Regions from separate parts of the Homo sapiens genome. Here region 1 is linked to region 2. A link is a contact called in ENCODE Hi-C or POLR2A ChIA-PET data. All regions are on one chromosome and are shown on one strand. The core of a region is the stretch at or near the end of the contact, and the rest is flanking DNA. Distances in the headings are between cores, read along the strand shown.

Region 1 (3,609 bases), core at 542-3,041, 160 kb after region 2:
CCACTGCCTCTCTCCCCGTGCCTTTGTAATGAAGGCTGTTGACTAACTGAGCTGCTGTTTAATCAGGATGAATCCCAGATTTCTGCTGAAGAAGCGGAGGATCATGGACGCATCCCCGACCCTGATGATTTTGTGCCGCCTGTGCCTCCCCCTTCCTATTTTGCCACGTTTTACTCGTGCACACCCCGGATGAACCGCAGGTATCGTTCCTGAGTTCCCCTGCAGTCTGAGTGGGATGCTGTGGGTTCTGAAGACTGAAGTGTCTCCAGAACTCACCACATGAGATCTCACTTTTCTTTGAAAAAGAAAAAGAAAAATTTTTCCTGACTTGAGGAACGTTAGCCCAATGAGTGACAAAATCAGCTAGTGAACCCTGTGGTATGGCTTTTAGAGAGTCCACCTCTGCCAGCCTTCTTTAGAAAAATGAAAAACAATTATGCTGTTTTTCAGGGGTTTCTATTCTCTCTGTCTCTCTCTCTCTGTTTTCTGTCTTACTTTCTCTTTTTGTCTGATAAAACAGATGAATCCAAAGAAAAGTTAAACTTTGGCCTGAAGATAGACATTTTCAATTTCAATTAGCTTTCTAAGGGAAACTGACACCCAGGGAGATAACAGCTGTAATTTGACATGATTGAGAGTCGCTGTTGCCTTGGAAACACTCCCAGTTAGGCCAAATCGATGTTTCATTGTAATACCATCAGCAGGTCTCAACAATCAAGAAATTCTTCCTAGCCATTAAAAAGAGATTAATTATTAATTGTCTCTCCCTGGTCTAGAAAAAATAGATACCATACTTATTTTCCTTTTCAAATTTCAAACTTAAAATTTTGACCTTCTTAAATATCAAGGATTTTTATTGGTACAGTGAAATGCCGCATACATCTGTCTGATTGTTAGCAACTTCTAGAATCAAACCTTTTTTTAAAGAATGACTTCATTTAGGCGCGGCGTGGTGGCTCACACCTGTAATCCCAGCACTTTGGGAGGCTGAGGCGGGCAGATCATGAGGTCAGGAGATCAAGACCATCCTGGCTAACCCCCGTCTCTACTAAAAATACAAAAAAATTAGCCGGGCATGGTAGTGGGCACCTGTAGTCCCAGCTACTTGGGAGGCTGAGGCAGGAGAATGGCATGAACCTGGGAGGTGGAGCTTGCAGTGAGCTGAGATCGCACCACTGCACTCCAGCCTGGGTGAGAGCGAGACTTTGTCTCAAAAAAAAAAAAAAGAATGACTTCATTCGTTTATTCATTCAACAAACGTGGAATCCTCTGTGCTGGGTTATTGGAATTCAAAATGAGCTAGACCTGCTTCCTCCTCTACCATTAAGGAGCTCACAGTCTAGGTCATTAAAATGTGTGTTGGAAGGATCACGGTAATATTCAAAAGAGGGACTTTGGGTGCACAGAGAAGGTACACCTAACCCAGAGTGGCAAGGCAGTCAGAGATGGCTTCCTGGATGAAGTGAACTTAAGCTGAGTTTAAAGGATAAGCAAACATCTGTTGAACTTTTTGAAAGAGAATCTCTTAATTCCACAGAAATACTAGTGTCTTTAGCTTCATATTCAGAGGGCCAGAAATTTCTATTTTTTAATCCCTGTAGTACATGTAGAGACTTATCAAACTAACTTGGTGCTGAGCTTGAGGTTTTTAGAGAAGTATTTTCTAATGTCCAGGGTGATGGTATGTGACTTTGAGATAGGTCACCAGTGGGGCTGCCACCCAGACACTGTTAGTGTTCTTTTCAGTGGCTTAGCTGCTGACTCGTCCCTCAGTTATACCTGAACCCTACGTCTATACCCTCCCCAGCTCACTTGCCCAGGCAGGGGCAGAGATGACTGCAAAGCTGGAGGGGATGTCAGCTGGGTGACAGGTGGCCTGGGCTAGGCCTGTGGGACAGCTTGGCCTCTCTGGTGTTCAGGGAGTGGCCTCTACTGGAATTTCAAAGCCTCAGGGGCTGGGATGGCTTCCTTAATCTTTCAGGAAATGAGCCAAGAATGACAGAGGCTGAAGAGATATGGCAGCAAAACACATGTTCTTTCTGTACCTGAGGACACATTTGCAAAAATCTTAGCGCCGTCTCAGGCTGTCTGTAGAGGGTACATTGGAGGACAGTAAAAAATGACTGATATTTCATGGTGGGGATGAGAAATACCCTCTCCAATAAGAAGAATTCTTTGACACTGAGGTTGCGGATGAGCACTCTGTTGACCTAGGAGGAGGCAGCAGACAGATTTAGTTTCTGCAGTGGCAGAAAGGGAAAGTGACTCATGTGGGTTTAGGAGCCGAGCCATCCAGCAGTGTGCTCTGAGCACTCCCGACCTTCCTGTCTCCTCGCTTTCCTTTCTCTTCTCTGCTTCACCATAATAATGCTCATCACTGCAGATATTTCCACTCTTTAAGATCTAGGTGCATCCTCGGATTTGTCTCTCTGAGTCCTGAGACAGCCTCTGGCCAAATCCAGGTTGGAAGAAAACAGACAAGCTTCTCATCAAGGGCTTTATCCTTCAAAACTTTCTAGAAAGAAGGCCGAAGGAGGGAGTTAAAGCAAAACAGTCTTGTGAGAAAGAAGACATTGCCCAGTCTAAAATACGTGCCTAGAGCCCTATAATCATATTGCCAATGGGCAAACACCTTTATTTTTGGAAATTTTACCAATATCAGAGTGCAGTCCACTTTCCTTTTCAAAAGGGCTGAATTTATTCACATTTAGATACATGTCCTATCAAAAATATTTCACAATGTGACCAACTTTTCTAGATTCACGGTATAAATCAACTTTATAGACACTCATGGTTTAACCTCAGTTGGTAATTTTCTTTCTTTTAAGCAGGCAGGCAAGAATATTCATGATTGTTACTATTTTATGACCAGTTTTATCCAGAGTTTTCACACAACAGAGGCTCCCCATTTCCTGTAAGGTATTATGACCTCTCAGAAGAGGTTTGTTTAACTTCTATAAATACAACCACTTCATGCGTTGGCATCTCCTTGAGAAAAGGCTTCTCGAGTTACTGTCATAAACAGAAGTCTGATTGCAGTTGAGGTTTCTGTCCAAAGATGGGTTCGCTACTTTGTGAATTGATTTGTAATACAGGAGGGGGCCGTGCACCCCACCCCACCTCCGCTACTCCAGGGTGTCTCTGTTCTCAGAAGTTGGCTTGAGCCAGGGATCAAGGAGTCTCCAACCTATTTCTTGAACATGGATCTGGTTTTTACTCTGGGGATGTAGCCTATTAAAGAAAACCGAAGACTGAGGGGGTCTTGGGCATTGACGTGGTTGACATGGGCATTTCTTAAAGCAGAGCCCCCCCAAACCCCACTCATTTCCTTTCCTAAGAATTTCCAAACCCAAACTCAAGTGGAGCCGGGCGATGCTTGGGGTTGAGTCAGTGCTCAGCTGTAGAGGGTTGGGGGAGGGCCCTTCCCTCTCTCCCCCTCTGCAGGCAGCAACCCTGTACCCAGTCACAGGGTACAGTTTTCCAGTACAGGAGGAGGAGGATTCTCTGGTCAATGGTGTATCTGCTGCTGCATTCCACCTGAGTGAGTCTTCAGGGCCTATTTGTAGCCTGAAAGCAGAACATGCTTTGAATTTCCATCTTCAGTGCTCC
Region 2 (3,752 bases), core at 34-2,533:
GTCCCAGCTACTCAGGAGGCTGAGGCAGGAGAATCACTTGAACCTAGGAGGCAGGGGTTGCAGTGAGCCAGCACCACTGCACTCCAGCCTGGCAACAGAGCAAGACTCCATCTCAAAAAAAAAAAAAACAAACAAATCCATTTACTTCTTTTTCACTGTATGTTGAAATGAAACTACCAACACATCTACTTTGAAGTTAAAGGTATACTTTAAAAATATAATTTTAGGCAGACATAAGAAAGAACGAAATATGTCCTTTGCAGCAACACGAATGTACCTGGAGGCCATTATCCTAAGCAAATTAATGCTGAAACAGAAAACCAAATACTGCATGTTCTCACTTAGAAGTGGGAGCTAAACATTGGGTACACACAGACACAAGGACAGGAACAGTAAACACTGGGAATTCCAAAAGTACGGAGGGAGGGAGAGGAGCAAAGTTTGAAAAACTACTTCTTGGGTACTGTGTTCGGTACTTGAGTGACAGGATCATTAGAAGCCCAAACCTCAGCATCAGACAATACACATATATAACAAACCTGCACATGTACTCCTGAATCTAAAATAAAAATAAAATTAAAAAGGATTGGCTAGCACTGGGAAGAGCAGTCTTTTCCCGCCCAGCTAGAAAGTTGTGGTTTTTTTTTTTTGTTTTTTAGAGACTTCTCCATTTGCCCAATTTAAAGTGCAAAAGCTGCCTTGGCTTGTTGAAGCCTTGACCTCACAGGCTCAGGTGATTCTCCCACCTCAGCCTCCCAAGTATCTGGGACTATGGATGTGCACCACCATGACCAGCTATTTTTTTCTATTTCTAGTAAAGACAGGGTTTTGCCATGTTGTCCAGGCTGGTCTTGAGCTGCTGGACTCAAGCAATCTGCCTGCATTGGCCTCCCAAAGTGCTGGGATTATAGACATGAGCCATGAGCCTAGGCAGAAGGTTTTTTTTTTTTTAATATGTCAAAACATCACAATATACAGAAGAATTAAAAATATTTACAGTACAGGCCAGGCACAATGGCTGTCTGTTGTAATCCCAGTGCTTTGGGAGGTTGAGACAGGAGGCTCATTTGAGCCCAGAAATTTGAGGCTGTAGTGAGTAGTGATCACACCGCTGCACTCCAGCCTAGCAACAGATCAAAACTCTGTCTCTTAAAAAACAAATACAATAAGGAAATCTGAAAATTAAAAAATACAGTTTTAGTACAGGTTCAGTTTTTACTGAAGTTGTTCCAGCTCGGGCCAGCATGATGCAAAGAGGTACAACTGGTGCTTCAAACAGTACGTCCCTATTTGGACTGAAGACATTGTTTCCTATCCCGGCCAGCTTCTAGTGATAACTCCAGTCTGCACTATCAATCTTTTCCAGCCTCTACAGGCTGTTTCTTTCAGATAAGGAATTTCCCTTTATAAACCTGTCAGCTGACAATGACTATGCTTTGTTTTGTTTCTCATTTGTTTCTGTAAGCCCATCTGTTCCTGAACAGTCTCTGGTTATTGATTTGACCTTTATTTTATTGAGTGCTTGTAATAAATCCTGAAAGCCACTTATTGAAGGATTTTTAATATTTCTCCTCTCTGATGTACAGGATTCCAAAAGAGGATTTGGAATTGCAGTGTCCGGAGGCAGAGACAACCCCCACTTTGAAAATGGAGAAACGTCAATTGTCATTTCTGATGTGCTCCCGGGTGGGCCTGCTGATGGGCTGCTCCAGTGAGTGTCCTCCCTCGCTCCGCAGCCCCTACCAGCCCTACTGGTTGGCCCTAGACGGGGTATTTTGGTTGGTGTCCACTTTATTTAAAAAAAAGAAAAAAATAACAAACTTTTATATAATATTTGAAAAGTCTTCAAGCTGGAATGGAAGCCATAACACACCATGTTTGAATAATGCCCAAACCTTGGGAACACCCCAGCTTTGGAGCGAGGAGGGCAGTTGTTTCCGTAAGAAGATAGTTCCAAACATCCCTCCTAGGTTTAGGAATCATTTCTGAACATGGAGTTTTAAATTGGCATGCTTCTCAACCCCGATGCTTAACCAACACTGTTTATGTTTGTTTTAATTTATATTCTTTAAGAATTTAATGAGGAGACTTTGGTTTATTGATTATCTTATTTGTAAGAGTGATGTGGAAGTTGGGACAATTTACTATAGGAAAACCACAAGTTTTCCAACTGCCAGCTTTCTGACCTGAAGAAGTAACACCATTTTATTTTAATTTTTAATAAATTTTTTCTTTTCTTTTTTTTTTTTTTTTTCAGACAGAGTCTTGCTCTGTCACCCAGTCTGGATTGCAGTGGTGCGATCTCAGCTCACTGCAACCATCACCTTCCGAGTTCAAGCAATTCTCTTCTGCCTCAGCCACCTGAGTAGCTGGGATTACAGGTGCCTGCCACCACTCCCAGCTAATTTTTGTATTTTTAGTAGAGACGGGTTTTCGCCATGTTGGCTAGGCTGGTGTCAAACTCCTGACCTGAAGTGATCTGCCCACCTCGGCCTCCCAAAGTGCTGGGATTACAGGCATGAGCCACCATACCCAGCTGGTAACACCATTTTACATGATACATGCCTGATTCCCACAGGATAACTTCTCAGGACGAAGTCTAAAGTTAACTGTATGGCTGCATTGGATAAATAGCTCAAAAGTTTAGGTTTTGTTGGTGTTTAAAGCCTCTGTGAACTAAGCACAGTGGCTCACGCCTATAATCCTGCACTTTGGGAGGCTGAGGTGGCAGGAACGCTTGAGGCCAGGTGTTCAAGATCAGCCTGGGCAACCTAGTGAGACCCTGTTGGGATGGCATGTACCTACTCGGGTCCCAGCTACTTGGGAGGCTAAGGTGAGAGAATCCTTTGAGCTCGGGAAGTTGAGGTTGCGGTGAGCTATCATCAGTCACACTACTGCAGTCCTTCCTGGGTGAGAGAGGGAAACCATGCCTCTTAAAAAATAAAATTATAGTTAAGAAAGTCTCTATAGTTTTATCAAAGTTAGTAGTCTTTCATATGGAGAAATGCAAAATTTTAAAGTAATATTTGGGATGAACTGGAACAATAGGATTCTGTGATCTCAAAATTTCTTAAGAATCCAAGGCAAGCCCTTTTCCTGCACAAAAGCACAAATGGATATACACCTACTTGGAAGGAGTGTTTTTAGACTTTTCTGAAGCCCACCGTGCACCTCAGGCAATAGGGGACTGATAGAGAAATTCCTTTTGTGTCCAGACCTCACCGTCATCAAGTACCTCCTGGTGTGATGCTGTGGTTTGGGGAGATCAGGCCTCTCTCTTCCCAGATGATTTCCATTTAGACACTCAGAATTGAGCTGTATGGCCCCCAGTTCCTTTCTTTGGAAGATCTCAGGCCAAGTTGACTGGGCCTTGGGCGCCACTAGACACTGAGCCCTTTAGAAAGCCTTTCAGGTCTATTTGCTGCTTCTATTTGTTCCTAAATAAATAATTTACAATGAATAGATGGGAGTTTTTCATGACCCATTTTTATTTCTTGTTTACAGAGAAAATGACAGAGTGGTCATGGTCAATGGCACCCCCATGGAGGATGTGCTTCATTCGTTTGCAGTTCAGCAGCTCAGAAAAAGTGGGAAGGTCGCTGCTATTGTAAGTACTGGGTTTGCTTTCAGCTTGCCTTAATAGCATTTTGGTTTTTTGCCCAGAAGAAAATTACCCCTTGCTTTTAAGCATTTGACAGAATTACATAACCTAGGGACCGCTGTTCTTGGATCCTCAGTACTTTTGGAGGGGT

Evidence for each region. Hi-C counts contacts between places; a loop is a spot of excess contacts on that map. ChIA-PET counts read pairs that join two places held with the same protein, here RNA polymerase II (POLR2A). Pooled maps may share reads with other maps.
Region 1: a map of cardiac septum shows a loop between it and region 2 (4-fold over the local background). The contact joins two enhancer-like sites. A Hi-C loop is called at or near these places in 7 of 168 maps with a recorded cell type or tissue (cardiac septum, esophagus muscularis mucosa, heart left ventricle and 2 more) and 2 of 50 pooled maps. POLR2A ChIA-PET finds 5 or more read pairs at or near these places in 2 of 52 experiments (OCI-LY7 and PC-3).

The regions. Positions count from the first base shown.
Region 1 is chr9:69,377,545-69,381,153 of GRCh38, forward strand. ENTREP1 (endosomal transmembrane epsin interactor 1) reads left to right here. Exons shown (of 11, transcript NM_001347995.2): 6 at 67-200. Among named protein-coding and RNA genes, the nearest start is that of ENTREP1, 54 kb to the left of the region's middle. Within about 2 kb of position 1,792, at least 7 of the 41 ENCODE cell types and tissues checked have a DNase peak (open chromatin) inside an H3K27ac peak, as active enhancers do.
Region 2 is chr9:69,214,753-69,218,504 of GRCh38, forward strand. TJP2 (tight junction protein 2) reads left to right here. Exons shown (of 23, transcript NM_004817.4): 3 at 1,587-1,711; 4 at 3,505-3,607. Among named protein-coding and RNA genes, the nearest start is that of TJP2, 42 kb to the left of the region's middle. Within about 2 kb of position 1,284, at least 3 of the 41 ENCODE cell types and tissues checked have a DNase peak (open chromatin) inside an H3K27ac peak, as active enhancers do.